Linked DNA regions of Homo sapiens: all the other regions are linked to region 2. A link is an interaction called in ENCODE POLR2A ChIA-PET data of the cell type or tissue named here. Cell type or tissue: B cell. All regions are shown on one strand. Each heading gives the region's core, and the rest is flanking DNA. Links, peaks and the distances in the headings are about the cores only.

What was found. Peaks named below come from ENCODE experiments on the same cell type or tissue, not always from the same donor. Only the 100,000 strongest peaks of a DNase experiment are listed, where the experiment ranks them.
Region 1: POLR2A ChIA-PET joins it to region 2 with 10 read pairs; 5 of 35 experiments call an interaction of 5 or more read pairs at or near these places.
Region 3: POLR2A ChIA-PET joins it to region 2 with 10 read pairs; 3 of 35 experiments call an interaction of 5 or more read pairs at or near these places.

What each region holds. Positions count from the first base shown.
Region 1 is chr16:90,012,071-90,018,294 of GRCh38, reverse strand. All of the region lies in intron 1 of DBNDD1 (dysbindin domain containing 1), which reads left to right. Among named protein-coding and RNA genes, the nearest start is that of DBNDD1, 4.3 kb to the left of the region's middle. In B cell, for the core only: no CTCF peak of the experiment used is centred there; no DNase peak of the experiment used is centred there; H3K4me3 peaks cover 218 bases.
Region 2 is chr16:89,908,147-89,914,370 of GRCh38, reverse strand. It overlaps TCF25 (TCF25 ribosome quality control complex subunit), which reads right to left. Exons shown (of 18, transcript NM_014972.3): 17 at 3,708-3,780; 18 at 2,992-3,291. The coding sequence ends at 3,133. LOC124903759 (keratin-associated protein 5-1-like) reads right to left here and starts at 2,712. Exons shown (of 4, transcript XM_047435031.1): 1 at 1,726-2,712; 2 at 1-1,139. The coding sequence starts at 270. RefSeq lists enhancers at 1,311-1,810, 1,811-2,312 and a silencer at 3,856-4,150. In B cell, for the core only: CTCF peaks have their summits at 3,694 and 3,902 (motif pointing right); a DNase peak (open chromatin) is centred at 3,920.
Region 3 is chr16:89,732,794-89,738,672 of GRCh38, reverse strand. ZNF276 (zinc finger protein 276) reads right to left here. Exons shown (of 11, transcript NM_001113525.2): 7 at 5,261-5,371; 8 at 5,116-5,191; 9 at 4,635-4,752; 10 at 768-867; 11 at 1-697. The coding sequence ends at 427. FANCA (FA complementation group A) reads left to right here. Exons shown (of 43, transcript NM_000135.4): 43 at 1-1,124. The coding sequence ends at 72. Among named protein-coding and RNA genes, the nearest start is that of ZNF276, 14 kb to the right of the region's middle. In B cell, for the core only: no CTCF peak of the experiment used is centred there; no DNase peak of the experiment used is centred there.

The sequences.
Region 1 (6,224 bases), core at 887-4,886, 100 kb before region 2:
GTTTGGGTTTTGATTTGTCATTTGTGGGAGGGACCAGAGCTCTTTCTTAACACTGATAGTCCCAGGCTCCTGGGTATTCCCAGTAGCAGCTTTGTGGACATAGGAAGCCTGGAGGTTGGGAGTGAGGGCTTGGGGGTCTCCGAGCTGTTTCCAGCTGTGAACTGTGGGCAGTCAGGCCCCTGTGAGCCTCAATTTCCATTTCTGTCAGTGGAGACAGTTCTGCTTCCCCTGCAGGGCTGTGGGAGCCCAAGGCATTTGGGAGTGGAGGTTAATATGTTTTCCCTCCTCCTTTGGGAAAAAAGGAGGACTTCCCAGCAGCTTAAAAGGCAGAGAAAGCAGGTTCAGTTTCTGAGCCCATCAGTCACTGGCTGGGGGCTTCAGACACCTGACTCAATCAGTGCACAGGTATTTACCTACAGGTCGCAGCTCTGTGCAGTACCCTGCCTGGGGTGGGGAGTTAGTGGGAAGACAGGGCCCTGTCCTCTGAGGGCTCACGCTCTTGACACCAACTCCTGTTTCCTTGTCTGCAAAGTGGCCAGTGATGCCTACTTTGTGGAACCTCATGAGATCACACATTGGTGACTCTGTCATTACTTATCACTTACTTTTGAAAACCTTACAAAAGTAGAGAGAACGGCGGGACAAAGGCCCATGTGTGACATCCCAGCCCCCAGGCCCACAGCCTCCTCTCCAGACTACCACCAACCTCCCTTCATTAGTGGTTTGAACCAAATCTAGACATATTATTTCACTGATAAATAATTCAGAAATATCTGTAAAATATGATTTTTTTTTTTTTTGAGACGGAGTCTCGCTCTGTTGCCCAGGCCGGAGTGCAGTGGCGCGATCTCGGCTCACTGCAACCTCCACCTCCCGGGTTCACGCCATTCTCCTGCCTCAGCCTCCCCAGTGGCTGGGACTACAGGCGCCCGCCACCACACCTGGCTGATTTTTTGTACTTTTAGTAGAGACGGGGTTTCACTGTGTTAGCCAGGATGATCTCGATCTCCTGACCTCATGACCCACCCGCCTCGGCCTCCCAAAGTGCTGGGATTACAGGCGTCAGCCACCATGCCCGGCAAAATAGGATTTTTATAAAGCATTATTAAAACACTATTTTTGCAACTAAAGGAATTAATGATTTCTTAATATGAAATGTACAGAACACGGAGGTGCACGTGTGCACAGGAATGTGACCTGTGCCCTCTCTGAGGGCCCCACCTGGAAGCCAGGGCTGTAACCCACCCCAACTCAGTCTGCCCAAGGGTCCACAGGGACAGAGGGATCCTCAGGAGGCTGAGAGTCTAGACACGGCCACTCCAGCATCCCTGAAATACTTTGGGGGTCCAAATCCAGAGAGGAAGGTGCTGGGGGATGGGGGGCAGGTGGCCCCTGCCTCTGCGACCATCTCTCCTTCCAGCCATTTAGTTTTATGATATTCATTCATTCACTTCATTAGCTCATCCGTCCATACAGTGGTGTGTGCCAAGTGCCTCCTCGATGCTCTGGACGGGGCCCTGGGCACACAACAGGGAACAGGATTTGGGCCAAGTTTCCCAGTCGAGAATGTGCTGGAAAATAGGTCAGCAGCAGAGCACAGGGCATCAGCAATCAGCCCTCAGGGAAGCCTGGGGGGCCGGGCTGAGGCACCCCAACTCCTGGCTCCCTCGCTGAGGTGCTCCTTCAGTGCCCACTCATCAGCGAGGGCACCAGCAGCCCCTGCAGGGGGGTTGGGTCCCCCTTGATAGGGGCTGTGCTGGGGTAAGGACCAGAACATTGCTGTGTCCCCACACTCTGGGGTCCTTCCTGGGACATCAGAAACACCTGCTTGCCTCTGCCCTGGCCCTGGAGACCTTGGGGGCTGCCAGCACCCGCCCCCATGCCTGCCTGGCATTGAGCCTCTGGTTCCCACCCTGGGAAAAGCAGCAGGTCTCGCCCGTGAGGAATTTTCTTCTTCCTACAAGCTTGTTGAGAGGGTGTCAGACAGGCCTGGGTGATTCCTAGCGCAGTCCCTCACTAACCGTGGGCTAGTTGATTCACCCTCATTTGTTTACTGCGCACCTACTGTGCGCTAGGTCCCAGGAATGCAGCCATGAACTAGATACAAGCCGCTTAGAGCTGATGCTTCTCGCTCTACCCAGTCCCAGCCTGCTCTGGGGCTGTGCCTGGGGGTCTGGCGTGTGGCCGACTCACAGTGTATGTGAGTCTCTGTCATTTCCTCCCGGCTTTGCCTATCAGTTCCAGCCAAGATCAACCTTTGTTTCCATTGAGGATTGTTTTTAAATTGAGATATTATTCACATATAAAGTTCACCCTTTTAAAGTGTACAACTCACTGTTTCAGTATATTCACAAAATTGTGCAGTCACCACCACTATCTAATTTTATAATATCTTCATTACCCCCCCAGAAAGAAACCCATACCCGTTCTCCCCTTCTCCACTGCCCACCCCCCAGCCTCTGACGATCACTGATGGAATGTCTACGCGCTTGCCTATTCTGGACATTTCCTAGGAACGGCGTCACACAGCATTTGTCCTTTTGGGCCTGGCTTCCTTCACTCGAATGAGGTGATCAGGCTCATGCATGTGATATCCGGTGTCAGTACCGCCGTCCTTCTTGGGTTGAATCTCACTCCATGGTAGGCACAGACCACATTCTGTTTATCCATTGATCCACTGAGGACATTGGATTATTTCCACTTTTGGCTACTGTGAATCACGCTATGAACATGCATGTGCAGCTGACTCTTGAACAACGTTAAGTGTTAGGGGTGCCCACCTCCCTCAAAGTCAGAAATCCACATAGAACTTTTCACTCCCCAAAAACTTAACTGCTAATAGCCTACTGTTGACCAGAACTTTACTGATATGGTCAACGAACACATATCTGTATGCTGCATGTATTACACAGTAGGCTCAGTCATTTGAGGACCCACGAGCATGCCTTATAGCAGCTGCACGCTCTTCATGCCAAGATCCATCGTGCCCCTCCTGGGGGCTCAGGTCTTGTCCCTGGTATCACATTCTTCTGGCCAAAAAATTCGTGTCCTGATGGCAGAAGCTGCATCTTCCAAATTTTCCTTCCCCAAAGCCCCAACACAGACCACGGCACCAGACTTTACAGAATAAAGACCAGGCCAAAGGGAGATGGGGAAGGACCAGACTAGACACCTGGTGGCTTCAAATGCTTACAGGACTGGATCTCATCAACGCTGACACCATCAGCTACAGATGTGTTGCTGTCTCAAGAATGTGGAAATAAGAAAAGATGCTTTTTTTTTTTTTTTTGAAACAAGAGTCTCGTTCTGTCGCCCAGGCTGGAGTGCAGTGGCATGATCTCTGCTCACTGCAAACTCCACCTCCTAGGTTCAAGCGAGTCTCCTGCCTCAGCCTCCTGAGTAGCTGGGACTACAGGCACGTACCACCACACCGGCTAATTTTTGTATTTTTAGTAGAGACGGGGTTTCGCCATGTTGGCCCAGACTGGTCTCGAACTCCTGGCCTCAAGTGATCCGCCCGCCTTGGCCTCCCAAAGTGCTGGGATTACAGGCGTGAGCCACCGCGCCCGGCCGAAAGGATACTTCTTAAGAGTCAACTATGATATTCATTCCACACAGGGCTGCTGTGAAGCTTCCACAGGGCTAGAGCTTTGTCCCAGAAGCTGTCTGTAGCCCCTTGGGACCCCAGGATCTATAATGAGGACTGCTGGCATTCGCATGCCCCCTCTCCAGTGCAAGATGGGGAAGGGGATTGCTGTTTGGCTGAGGTCCTGCTTGGGACCTCCATCTCAGCACAAGCAGAGGGTGCCTGCAGACTTACCTCCCTCTGGACTGTGCCCTTGCTGGCCTCGTCGTAAAAATGCAGGTATTGGCCCGGCACGGTGGCTCACACCTATAATCCCAGCACTTTGGGAGGCCAAGGCGGGCGGATCATGAGGTCAGGAGTTCAAGACCAGCCTGGCCAACAGGGAGAAACCCCATCTCTACTAAAGATACAAAAATTAGCCAGGCATGGTGGCGCACGCCTGTAATCCCAGCTACTTGGGAGGCTGAGGCAAGAGGATCCCTTGAACCCAGGAGGTGGAGTTTGCAGTGAGCAGAGATCGCGCCATTGCCCTCCAGCCTGGTGACAGAGCGAGACTCCATCTCAAAAAAAAAATAATAATAATAATAATTTAAAAATTCAGGTAGATGCTGTCCCACTCCATTCAAAACCCTTCAACGGCTTCTCTCAGCTTACTCAGTATAGAAACCAAAGTCCTGACGATCTCCACACGACCTGCACACACCACCCCTGCCCTGCCTCACAGCCCCCAGCTGTCCTCAAATGCACTCTGCTCAGGCCTTTATGCATGTCCCCCCCCGCCCCACCCAGTATCACACGGCTCCCTCCCACCTCCAGGCTCCTCCTCCAAGTTTGGTAGAGCACCCTCCCCAGATGCCCCCTAAAATGGGAGCACAGCCCCGCACTGCTCACTGGCACTGGCCGTCCCTCAGAAGGGCAGGAATCATCTATTTTGTCTATGCCATGTCCCCAGAACAGAGGGTGATTCGGAAGTCTTGGTTGGGTGAATGAATGAATCAGAGCCTTCGTCTAGATGAGGGGCCCCGCCCAGTGAGAGGGGGACTACAAGGGGAGACGCCACCTCTGTCCCACCTTCCTTCAGAGATCCACGTCCCCCCAGGTCAGGACCCAGGGAACCTAAGCCAGCAAGTGGGGACTTCCTGCTCCCTCTGCTGGGCCCTGAACCGGGATCCCTGGTTCCCATCTCCACGCCATGATCAGGAACAGGCTGACAGGTGATGGCTGAGAGCTCCAGCTGCGTCCCTGGCCAGCCCTGTGCTGCATGCTGGGGACAGACGCTGAGCTGCTCTGTGCCTCAGCTTCCTCCTCTCAAGTACAAAGCTCAGAGTCTTCCCCATGTAGCTGGGAGTTAGGGTGAGGTGAGAATGGAGTTAGTCAATAAACACAGAATGCTGGGACTGTACTAGAAAACCATAAGCCACTGTCTTTTTTTTTTTTTTTTTTTTTAAGGCAAGGTTTCGCTCTGTTGCTCAAGCTGGATGGCACGATCACAGCTCACTGCATTCTTGACTTCCTGGGTTTCAGGCGGACCTCCTGCCTCAGCTTCCCGAGTAGCTGCCACACAGGTGTGCACCACCACACCTAGCTGTCATTATTAACACAGAACCACCTGCCCCACCTGCCTCTGAGGGTGCTGTCCCCAGAGATTCTCTGCAGAACTACTCTGGCCCCAGGTTTCCTTGATATTAGGGGGCTGCCAGAGAGGAGGGGGTGGGAGGCCAGGGTGTATGATCGCTTGAACCCAGGAGTTCGAGACCAGCCTGGGCAACATGGCAAGACCCTGTCTCTACCAAAAAAATTTTAATTAGCCAGGAGTGGTGGTCCCAGCTACTCAGGAGGCTGAAGTGGGAGGATCGCTTGAGCCCAAGAGGTTGAGGCTGCAGTGAGCTATGGTTTTACCACTGCACTCCAGCCTGGGCAACAGTGAGACCTTGTCTCTTGAGAGAGAGAGGCCAGGTGCGGTGGCTCATGCCTGTAATGCCAGCACTTTGGGAGGCCGAGGCAGACGGATCACCTGAGGTCAGGAGTTTGAGACCAGCCTGACCAACATGGAGAAACCCCATCTCTACTAAAAATACAGAATTAGCTGGGCATGGTGGCTCATGCCTGTAATCCCAGCTACTCGGAAGGCTGACGCAGGAGAATCGCTTGAACCCAGGAGGCGGAGGTTTTGATGAGCCAAGATCACGCCATTGCACTCCAGCCTGGGCAACAAGAACGAAACTCCATCTCAAAAAAAAAAAAGAGAGAGGAGAGGAGGGGGTGCCCCTCAGGACAGAAGGAGGGGCGGGGAGGGACAGAGGTGGAGCTGACAGCTACACCCCAGAGTGCTGCTCTGGGGTAAGGGTGTCCATGGAGTTCATGCCTGGCCTGTAAACCTGGGGAGGTAAGAGCCCCTGTAGCCTTCCTCAGCTGGGGATCCTGAGAGCAGGGCCTCCTGGCCGGTGACGTACATCCCTGCACCTTGGTTCCCCACTCGTACCTGCTCTCAGGGCTCTGGGTCAGCCATGCCAGAGGGACAGCGCCTGCTCTGTCCTGGACCTGGCAGGTCTGAGGCCCCTGCCGCACCCTCAGGGCCGGCTGCAGCACCCTCCTGAGACTCGAGGCTAGGACAGGGCTACGCCCTCTGCAGCCACGG
Region 2 (6,224 bases), core at 1,526-5,525:
ACAGGCACACACACAGGCACACACACACACAAATGTGCACCCACACAGGCGCACACACACACAAATGTGCACCCACACACACAAATGTGCACCCACACACACAGGCACACACACACAAATGTGCACCCACACACACAGGCACACATGCATACAAGTGTGCACACATACATACGTGCACACACACACACAGGCACACACACACACACAAATGTGCACCCACACACACAGGCACACACACACAGGCACACATGCATACAAATGTACACACATACAAATGTACACACATACATACGTGCGCACACACGTTTACCCACACACGCGTGCACATACAAATGTTTACCCACACACGTATGCGCACACACAATGTTTACCCACACACGTGCACACACGTGCACCCACACCACATGCGCACACACACAGGCACACACAAATGCGCACCCACCCACACACGCACACACACACACATCTGCTCAATGTGTGCCCGAGGGCTGCGAGAGGTAAAACATCTCTGTGGCCCAGGGAGTGGCCTGTCCAGCTGCGGCCACAGACATGGAGGTGGGGGTCACCGCCGGACCAACAGTCCCACCGTGGTGGGCTCCAGTACAGCTCCCCAGGACAGCTGGACCCACAGCTGATCTCAGCCCTTGGTTCAGGGACCATTTCCTTTGAACTTGGGGGTGGGGGTGTGGGAGGTGGCAAGCAGGGTTTCTCGTGGGCTCACCGTGGTGCCTGCATTGAAGGCTTTGGGGGGTTCTGGCTCAGTGGAAAAGGGCCCGGCTGGTGAGCCACGCTGCCTGTGGGCACCCGGGGAGCCACGTGCGCCTCAGCCTCTCGCTGGGCTGAGCAGGGCCAAGGGAGGAAACAGGACAGCATTCCCCACAATCATGGCAGAGGCTACGCCCTCAAAACAGTCTTTCAGATCTCACGGTCATTGGAAGTAGGCTCAGCTGCAGGTCATGACATAAACCCCAGCACCACTGCCAAAGTGTCAGTGATCCAGCCACCTCTCAGGACAGCAGGCCTGGGCTCAGCCTCTGCTGCATTGTCCCTGGAACACCGGCTCTTCTCTGACTCCCAACCGTAGGGCGGCTGCTGCAGCTCCAAACATCACATCCCCTATTTGGGTGGACTCAAGGCATCTGGAATGGAAGAGGCAGGGGACCCAGGTCTCCTTGCTAGCCTGTCATTTTCAGAGAAAAGACCCTGAAGACTCTAGCAGACTCCCGCATCTCGATGGCTGAAGCTCACCACGGACCACCCTGGCTGTGGAGGGTGGGGACCTAGAGCAGACTGGGGTTATCTCCCAACCATCTTCCCTGGAGATGAGTGCAGATCCCCCATGGAAAAAGGGGTGGGTGGGACACCAGGAGGACCAGCCTGTGCTCCCCACAGGCTCCTGCTGACCACAAACATCGTTCACTCACTGCAGAGAGGAACGAGGCCGCAGCACCAACTCCCCGCCCCCATGATCTCTTCCTGCAGAGCGTGGGGCTATCACAGCTGGGACCTCAGGGCACCGCTCCTAGAAATGGCCAGCACAGGGCCAGGGCTGCACCCTCAGGCCCACGTCTGAGATGGGCACACGTGGCTCAGCCCTCGGGCCAACTCTTGTCATGGACACTGGGCCCTCGTCGTCCTGGGGAGGGTCCTGCACCCTAAGCTCCCGCCCAGGAAATGCTGAGCAGAGTAAGGAGACACCAGGAACTGCCAAAAGGATGAACTCACAGGCCTCGGCGAGCCCCAGGTTAGACGATTACACAGTGATGGGCTTTCTGGGAGGTGGGTCCACGGACCAGTACCTAGCTGGGGCTGGAACATGTTTCCTGCCTCACTGGCCGCCCTAGAGCCTCGGGCAGCCCCTCGTGTCTGCTGCCTCCTAAGGGTAAAAGATTAGGGCGGTGAGGGGTGCCAGGGGACAGGACCCCTGCTGCAGCCCTAACACCTTGGTGTTCTCGATCCTTCCAGAACCACGCTGGCTTCTGATGCTGTCTGGCTGCAGCCTCCGCCCCTCCTGCAGCTGCAGCACCGTGGGGCCGTGGGATGCACGGGTTCTGTGCACCATCAGTCAACTGTGCCAGGACCTGCTCCAGCTAAGCCCTCCCCCAAGACTGGGGTCTTGGTCCGAGTGGCCCATTCACCCTCAGACCGACTATCCCCTGATCTTTGCTACATGGGCCCTCAGAGCTTCCCTGGGCACTTCTCTGCAAAACATGCTTCTGGGGCTTCGCCTTCAATTCTGGGCACTGCCCTCAAGTTCTCTAATAAAATTATTTTGGCAGAGCCAGGCGCGGTGGCTCACAGCTGTAACCCCAGCACTGTGGGGGGCCAAGGCGGGCGGATCATGAGGTCAAGAGATTGAGAGCATCCTGGCCAACATGGTGGAACCCCGTCTCTACTAAAAATACAAACATTAGCCAGGCGTGGTGGCGGGTGCCTGTAGCCCCAGCTACTCGGGAGGCTGAGGCAGGAGAATGGCGTGAACCCGGGAGGCGGAGCTTGCAGTGAGCCGAGACTGCGCCACTGCACTCCAGCCTGCGCGACACAGTGAGACTCTTGTCTCAAAAAAAAAAAAGAAAATTATTTTGTCAGATTCAACAGATAGTGGCATCCAGCCAAAGGACCCCAACATCTCCACCCCACTTGCTTGGAGGAACAAGACTGAAGGCCGGCTGCCACATAGGGGCCTCTCTGCTCCAGCCCTGCCCTGAGACCCTCTACCAACAAGGCACGCAGCTCTGTTGACGAACTCCACAGCAAGTTCAAGGAGGACGTGCACCCAGGGCCTTGGCATTCAGCAGGGACCTGCACTGAAGACCCCGTGGGGCCCCTTCTCCACCCGTGCCCAGATCCTGGGAGCACAGGAAGCATGGGGTCTGGGCCCCACCTCACCCACAAGCCACTGGGAGGAGAATGGACTGAGTGTGATTCGAATCCGAGGGCATGGGACGGCGCTCAGTGCCTGCGAAAGGAGAAGGTGCGGACGGCAGAGCGTGACCCATTTACATTTATAGGAGAAACAGTGGACCAGGGAGCGACACACTCAGCTTCCCTACTTCAGGCAACTGGCCGACTCCGACCAACAGAGAAATCGGGAACATCATCATACGGCTTTTCGGTCACCTCTGCGGACGCTCAGTCCCACTCCCCCTCCCCCTCAGCGTCGTCCTCGTGCGGCGCCTCCAGGTCGTTGAGGTGGAAGTTGGCCATCATGTCGCGCACAGCCAGCATCAGCCTGTTCAGGCCCTGGTTGCGGTTCAGACCCCCAGCCACTCCTTCCTCGGGCCTCTCCCCCTGCAGCAAGGGGACATGTCTGAGAAGGGGGCTGTCTGTGCTGGGACTAGGGGCCCGGGGCCCAAGCAGGAGGCACTGTGGAGCCCGAGGTGGCCCTTGCCCCAGCACCGGACCCTGAACCCTCCCCAGGTCCCTGTGAGGAGGAAGCTCTCAAAACCAAATGCCGTGTCTAGACCAAGCCAGGCACAGAGTGGGATCAAGCCGGCTGACTCACGGCCCTGCATCTGCTACCATCTGGGCAGGCCCCAGTTTCCCCGGCAGAATGGGCACCCCACTGGCACAATGCAGCCTTGGTCCTTCCCTGCTCCCTGTGCCGGCTGGCACAGTCCTGGTTCAAGGAGGCTCCAGGCATTCGCACTGGAATGGATATGCCCGCACCCACTGGGGAGGCAGGGGCTGGGACGAGCTCAACCTACCTCCATGGTATAGTTTGGCAACAGTGACCGGAAGAAGAGAGCAATGGTGTTTCCATGGCTGATAGGACTTAGCCTGAAAGAAAGTCAAGAAAAGTCAGAAACGACACTGAACTGAGACTCGTGGGACCCAACCCGGCTCACGGGGCTGCCTGCCAGCTGCCTCCCTCGCAGGGACACGGAGGGGCCGCCAGGGGGCAGAGCAGCAGCAGCTGAGCACAGGCCCTGGATTCCCCGGGTGGCCCGTGAGGCTTCCTCATCAGCTTAGGGTGGGGCTGTGGACAGCGGGAACAGGATGAGGGAGACCAACTCAGCTGAGGCAGGCGTGGCGTCCGGAGCGAGGCTCCCACAGCCATCCTCGGCCACTGCACAGGTGCCTTGCTTTTCAGAAAAGCTGCAGTTTCAACGTCTCCTTCAGCACCCACTCCTTACGCAAAGGCAGAAGCTTCCAGGGCCTGCGTTAAGCGGAGACCCTCACGGTGCGAAGGGCTACCGGCCCGGCTCTACAGGACGCTGAGCGGCCAGGCCTCAGGAGCTCTAGGGAGGGCGAAAGCCTGGGCTCCACAGCGGAGGGAGGCAGCAAAGAACCGCGATTCCTCAATGCTGCAACACCCTGCCGGCAGGGATAATCACGACGACCGCTGTGCGGGTGACGGGGCCTGGGTAAGGCAAGTACTTTCCAGCCCAGAAGGAAAAGGTAAAAAGCCTTTCAATGACCCGGATTCTGAAAGCCAGACACACCGGCCGCCTGGCAGTTGGCCCTCTTGCGCCGCAGCCCTGCTCTCCCGGTCTGGCCATGGGGCTTTTGTTCTCTCAATGTGCCGTGTGCTCTGCTCCTGGCACAGGGCCTCGGCACATCGTGACTCTGCTGGGGAACACAAGGACCCTCTCCCCTGAGCCTGGTGAGGGCACATTCATCCTCTCCGTCTCAGCACAGCCACCATCCTTCCTCCAAACACCTTACTGGAGGATTTTTTTTTTTTTTTTTTTTGAGATGGAGTCACTCTGTCACCCAGGCTGGAGTGCAGTGGCGTGATCTCAGCTCACGGCAACCCCCTCCTTCCGGGTTCAAGGGATTCTCCTGCCTCAGCCTCCTGAGTAGCTGGGACTACAGGCACAACCCACCACGCCCAATTTTTTTTTTTTTTTTTTTTTTTGAGACGGAGTCTTCCTCTGTCGCCAGGATGGAGTGCAGTGGCACGATCTCCACTCACTGCAACCTGTGCCTCCCGGGTTCAAACAATTTTCCTGCCTCAGCCTCCCAAGTAGCTGGGACTACAGGTGTGCGGCACCACGCCCAGCTAATTTTTTTGTATTTTAGTAGAGACGGGTTTTCAGCACGTTGGCCAGGCTGGTCTCAATCTCTTGACCTTGTGATTTGCCCACCTTGGCCTCTCAAACTGCTGGAATTACAGGCGTGAGTCACTGCACCCAGCTGGCTAAGTTTTGTATTTTTAGTTGAGACGGGGTTTGCCATGTTGGCCAGGCTGGTGCAGTTTTGATTTTATGTTTATTTCTACATTCTAAAATTAATATGTTTTCCCCACTTCACTGCACACCTGCTTCCACTGTGTCACTCGCACCTGCCACAGAGGCCGACACGCAAGCGCTTGTACATTCGGTGGAGATGGGAAAGAACGTGGCCTGCAAACGCAGAGCTGTGACCCCCAAATAACACTGTTCCTCTCCTCCTCTCCCTTCCTGTGAGGGGAAAGACCCACTTAGCCCTGAGCCCCATCTCTCAGCATCTGGGTCTGAAAGAGGCAGCCAGTCCCTGTGAGCCCCAAAGCCCTGACCTCAGAGCTGCAGGAGAGAGCTGGGAGCTGCGAGGTGGGAGCTGGGAGCTGGGAGCTGCGAGGTGGGAGCTGGGAGGTGGAAACTGGGAGGAGGGAGGCGGGAGCTGGGAGCTGGCAGGTGGGAGGCAGGAGCTGGGAGCTGGGAGGCGGGAGCCGGGAGGTGGGAGCTGGGAGGCGGGAGGTGGGAGCTGGGAGGAGGGAGGTGGGAGCTGGGAGGTGGGAGCTGGGAGGTGGGAGGTGGGAGCTGGGAGGTGGGAGCTGGGAGGAGGGAGGCGGGAGCTGGGAGGTGGGAACTGCGAGGAAAGAGGTGGGAACTGGAAGGTGGGAGGAGGGAGCTGGGAGGTGGGAGCTGGAAGGTGGGAGGTGGGAACTGCGAGGAAAGAGGTGGGAGCTGGCAGGTGGGAACTGGGAGGTGGGAACTGCGAGGAAGGAGGTGGGAACTGGAAGGTGGGAGGTGGGAGCTGGGAGGTGGAAACTGGAAGGAGGGAGGTGGGAGCTGGGAGCTGGAAGATGGGAGCTGGGAGGTGGGAACTGTGAGGAAAGAAGTGGGAACTAGAAGGTGGGAGGAGGAAGCTGGGAGGTGGGAACTGGGAGGAGGGAAGAGGGAGCTGGGAGGTGGGAGCTGGGAGGTGGGAACTGAGAGGAGGGAGGCGGGGTTGGAAGGTGGGAACTTGGAGGAGGGAGGCGGGAGCTGGAAGGTGGGAGCTGGGAGGAGGGAGGCAGG
Region 3 (5,879 bases), core at 1-4,000, 170 kb after region 2:
AGCGCCGCCCTCCAGAGCAGACAGCAGGCTGCCCCTGACGCTGACCTGTCCCAGGAGCCTCATCTCTTCTGACGGGACCTGCCACTGCACACCAGCCCAGCTCCCGTGTAAATAATTTATTACAAGCATAACATGGAGCTCTTGTTGCACTAAAAAGTGGATTACAAATCTCCTCGACTGCTTTAGTGGGGAAAGGAATCAATTATTTATGAACTGTCCGGCCCCGAGTCACTCAGCGTTTGCGGGAAAATAAACCACTGGTCCCAGAGCAGAGGAAGGCTACTTGAGCCGGACACCAAGCCCGCCTCCAGCACCAAGGGCGGGCAGCACCCTCCGACCCTCCCATGCGGGTGCACACGAAGGGTGAGGCTGACACAGCCACTGCGGAGTCCAGGCTGCTAGAGGTGCTCATCCTCACTGCCGTCCTCAGGTGGGTTCGGGCTTCACCGCCTGGCCCTCTGTGGTCACAGAGGGGCTCGGTGGCCCAGGTGGTGGTTCCGCCTCCAGGGGCAGGGCCTTGTCCTGGGTCTGTGTCAGCGGGTGCACCATGGACATGTGTACATTGAGGTTGTGGGCCTTCTCAAACCGCCGGCCACACTGGTCACAGGCAAAGTCCAGCTCAGTCTCAGCCTTGTGTTTGGTCATGTGGTACTTGAGGGATGCCCGCTGCCTGCACTGGAACCCACAGACCTCACACCTGGGGGACAGAGGCAGATAAGAAGGTGCGAGGGCCACAGCCCTGGGAGGGGGTCCTGACTCACACTTACTGCAAAGGCTTGGCTCCCGAATGTCGCATTTGGTGGACGAGAAGGTGCTTCCGCTGCTTGAAGGTTTGTCCACATTCGTCACAGATATAGTTCCGCACCTCTGAGAGGGGAGAGTCCAGTGAGTCCAGGCCCCTGATGCTCCAACCTCCCGGGGGGACGACGATGACAATGTGAAACCATCACAGCTGGGAAGACATTTCTGCACATGGTTCACCATGCAGTGGGCCCAAGCAAGGGGCCTATGAGGGCCTCGTTTATTAAGATCTTTAAACTGCTTTATACACTGTCACGTGGCTTCATCAGCTGTGTGCATTTCAGGATGGTTTTTAAAGAAACCTCAGAAAGCTATTTCCTTAACCACAGATTCTTGTCTTTTTTTTTTTTTGAGATGGAGTTTCGCTCTGTTACCCAGGCTGCAGTGCGGTGGCGTGATCTCAGCTCACTGCAACCTGCGCCTCCCAGGCTCAAGCGATTCTTGTGCCTCAGCCTGCCAAGTAGCTGGGATTACAGGCGCCCCCCACCACGCCCAGCTGATTTTTGTATTTTTAGTAGAGACAGGGTTTACACCATATTGGCCAGGCTGGTCTTGAATTCCTGACCTTGTGATCTGCCTGCCTCGGTCTCCCAAAGTGCTGGGATTACATGTGTGAGCCACCGTGCCTGGCCTACAAATTCTTAAAGGAAGCCGTATCACTAAGGTTGTATAGAATACTGATTGTCACAGCTATGGCTGTTCTCTAGAATTCATCTCCATATGAGAGGGGTCCATACCCAGGGTCTGGGGGTATGCATTGCTGTACTGGCTCTGGAAATCTTTCTCACACCCTTGAACAAAGAGATCTCACTTGCTAGTCCACAAATGCCACATGTGGACATGCAGACCCACTCACCCTGTGCTGCCTCCACATCTGTCAAGCCCTGAAACGCTTCACAAGACAGACTTTTCTCTTCGAAGGGAAACCCTATCTTGGCATTTTACTCTACGCTGTTCTTTTTTTTTGAGACTTGAGTCTTGCTCTGTTGCCCAGGCTGGAGTGCAACAGCCCAATCTCAGCTCACTGGAAACTCCACCTCCCAGGTTCAAGGGATTCTTTTTTTTTTTTTTTTTTTGGAGACAGGGTCTTGCTCTGTTGCCCAGGTTGAAGTGCAATGGTACAATCATGGCTCACTATAGCCTGGAACTCCCAGGCTTAAGTGATCCTCCTGCCTCAACCTCTCAAGTAGCTGGGACCACAGGTGTGCACCACCACACCCAGGTAATTTAAAAAATTTGGGGGGCCGGTGCAGTGGCTTACACAAAGTGCTCAATCCCAGCACTTTGGAAGGCCAAGGCAGGCGGATCATGAAGTCAGTTCAAGACCAGCCCCAGCCCAATCAATATGGTAAAACCCTGTCTCTACTAAAAATACAAAAATTAGCCAGGTGTGGTGGCACACACCTGTAGTCCCAGCTACTCGGGAGGCTGAGGCAGCAGAATTGCATGAACCCAGGAGGTGGAGGTTGCAGTGAGCTGAGATTGCACAGCTGCACTCCAGGCTGGGCGACACAGACTGTCCCGGAAAAAAAAAAAAAAATTGGGGGCTGGGCACGGTGGCTCATGCCTGTAATCCCAGCACTTTGGGAGGCCAAGGCAGGCAAATCACCTGAGGTCAGGAACTCGAGACCAGCCTGGCCAACATAGCAAAACCTGCCTCTCTACTAAAAATAGAAAAATTACCCAGGCGTCATGGCTCACGCTTATAATCCCAGCACTTCGGGAGGCCGAGGCAGGTGGATCACAAGGTCAGGAGATTGAGACCAGCCTCACTAACGTGGTGAAACCCCGTCTGTACTGAAAATACGAAAAATTAGTTGGGTGTGGTGGCCAGCACCTGTAGTCCCAGCTATTTGGGAGGCTGAGGCAGGAGAATGGCTTTACCCCAGGAAGAGGAGCTTGCAGTGAGCTGAGATTGTGCCACTGCACCCCAGCCTGGGCGACAAGAGCAAGACTCAGTCAAAAAAACAAACAAACAAACAAAAAAAAACACCCCCGGCGTGGTGGCAGATGCCTGTAATCCCAGCTACTCAGGAGGCTGAGACAGGAGAATTGCTTGAACTAGGGAGGTGGAGGTTACAGTGAGCCAAGATCGCGCCACTGCACTCCAGCCATGGTGATAAGAGTGAGACTGTTTCCATCAATAAATTAAAAAAAAAGTTTTTGGTAAAGACGGCCTCACTATGTTGCCCAGGCTGGTGTCAAAATCCTGGCCTCAAGCAATCCTACTGCCTTAGCCTCCAAAGTGCTGCGATTACAGGCATGAGCCACTGCACCCGGCCCAATTTCAGGTTTTTAAGGAACTGCTGGTTGTGACCATCAGTGACCGGACAGATGCAGAGTCTGAAGGACCAAACCCAAGGAAGTGCTGCCATCAGGAGAGATGTCGGAGAACCCAAAAAATAACAACCCGCATGTCGGGAGATGACCCAGCAGTGAAAAGCAATCCTAATGAAAAAATACTTCAGTAAATTCAAGTAAGAATAAATAATTCTTATTCTGTAATAAGTTCAAAACCAAGGAAAACTGTGTGTGTAAGGATCAATATACAGTTGTCCTCAGCTGGTTCCAGGCCCCCCCCCACCCCTTACCAAAATCTGCTCATACTGAAGTCCCGAAGTTAGCCCTGCAAAGACCCTACAGAACCTGCACTTAGGAAAAGGCAGCCCTCTGAATACCAGGGATTCGAGTCCCTGACCATGGATATGTGGGTCCACGTGGTTCAAACAAGTTTTTTTTTTGAGACAGTGTCTCACTGTTGCCCAGGCTGGAGTGCAGTGGTGTGATCTCGGCTCACTGCAACCTCCACCTCCGCCTCCCAAGTAGCTGTGCCTACAGGCGTGTGCCACCACACCCAGATAATTTTTGTATTTTTAGTAGAGACCAGGTTTTACCATGTTGGCCAGGCTGGTCTTGAACTGCTGACCTCAGGTGATCCACCCACCTCAGCCTCCCAAAGTGCTGGGATTACAGGTGTGAGCCACCACGCCCGGCCAAGTTTGTCATTTTGAAAACATATCCTTGTTGGATTATAAAAGTAACTTGTGCATTATAGAAATTGTGAAAAATAAGACGGGCACAGAGACAGCACCCTCAGTCATAATTCCCCCATCCGCCTCCGGTCTTAATGACACGACCTACACACATGTGAAAAGGCAGAACCACACGTGCCTCCCGCCTGTCCACGTGGGCAGCTCCCCAGAGCTGGTGTGCCTTCATGCCTTCTGCCTTGCCTTTTAAGATACACTTGTTTGGGCCAGGTGCAGTGCTCACACCTGTAATCTCTGCACTTTGGAAGGCTGAGATCACTTGAGGTCAGGAGTTAGAGATCACCCTGGCCAACATGGTGAAACCCCGTCTCTACCAAAAATTACAAAAATTAGCCAGGCATGGTTGCGGGTGCCTGTAATCCCAGCTACTTGGGAGGCTGAGGCGGGAGAATTGATTGAACCTGGGAGGCAGAGGTTGTGGTGAGCCAAGATGGTGCCACTGCACTCCAGCCTGGGCAACAGAGCAGGACTCCGTCTCAAAAAAAAATTAAAAAATAAAATGACCAATTTGCAAAAGGACACCAAGATTGCTTGGCTATTAGTTTTGACAAACTGCCTAGATCCTGGGGAAGTCAGGAATTCCTTCCATCACAGGGAAGGGCAGATTCACACTGACGCCCTACTCTAGCCTTCATCTACCAACGTGACTGAGTACCAAAGACCCCATGAGCCACCTTCACGCACCCCCAACTCTTGGGGCGGGGATGGGTATGAGGAAGACTGGAAAGCAGGTCACGTGCCCCTGGCTGTCACCCGCGTGGGCGACACTGGCGATAGGCGTACCTGTGTGGATGAGCTTCACGTGGCGCTGCAGGTAGCGGTCGATCATGAAAACCTTGTTGCAGCCAGGGTGGGGGCAGGGCCGCTCCCGGACCTCCTCGTGGTGCTCCTTGATGTGCTTCTGAAGGAGAGACTCGGTGAGAGACCCTCAGAGCCGCACCCGGGCCACATGGCACGAGCCCTCAGTAGGTGACAGCTGAGGCCCCTGGAAGGCAGATCCAACTCCTCCTCCAGCGACACCACTGGCTCCTTCACAGCTTCACTCCAAGAAACTTCTAGACCCCCCGGGGGGTGTCTCAAGTGAAAGTCTGGCCTCACATCTACCCCCAAGGATGGCACTGGCTAGGACTGCTTCAGGTCTCGGTTAACCTAGGTCAAAGTGTCCTTGGGCGCAAGTCTGAGTTAGGCTGCAGAAACACCTGCTACCTCCCCCAGGTTCACACTGACAGCTGCCGGGCCTGGGTCAGGCACAGCCAGTGCTCACCTTCATGCCGTCAGCGCCTCGGTACACGGCCGTGCAGCCCTGGTAAGGACACTTGTAGATGGTGGGAAGCTCCTCCCTGCAATGAAGAGCATGCATGGAGCCCCGGCCCCGACAGGCAGGGCGAGCCTCGCGTTGCAGGCATCACCTCTCACAACGAAGCTTCTTCTTCCATCCGGGCTTGGGTCCCGGCTTCTTCCGAATTCTTGGTTCTTCAGACTTCTTGGCTTCTTTGCTTTCACTCTTCTTACCAGAGACTCTGAAAAAAAGAGGTTCCCAAATTCAATGGTTTCTGATCTCCATTTGCAAAATGTTTTTTGTCTCTCCAACCTGAGAAATGGTCTTTTCTGAAGCTTCCCTGAGTTGCTTCTGTGCTGACTGACCCTCAGAATCTACCTGAAGCCACCAAAGCCAGAGCAACTCTGGACAGGAGGCCTCAGGGGCGAGCACAGCAGAGGGCAAGGGCGCAGGACACAGCAGGGTCAGGGGTGAACACAGCAGAGGGCGAGGGCGCAGGGTACAGCAGGGTCAGGGCAAACACAGCAGAGGGCGAGGGCGCAGGGTACAGCAGGGTCAGGGCGAACACAGCAGAGGGGGAGGGCACAGCAGAGGATGAGGGCGCAGGGTACAGCAGGGTCGGGGTGAACACAGCAGAGGGCGAGGGCGCAGGGTACAGCGGGGTACAGCAGGGTCAGGGCGAGCACAGCAGAGGGCAAGGGCGCAGGACACAGCAGGGTCAGGTGAACACAGCAGAGGGTGAGGGCGCA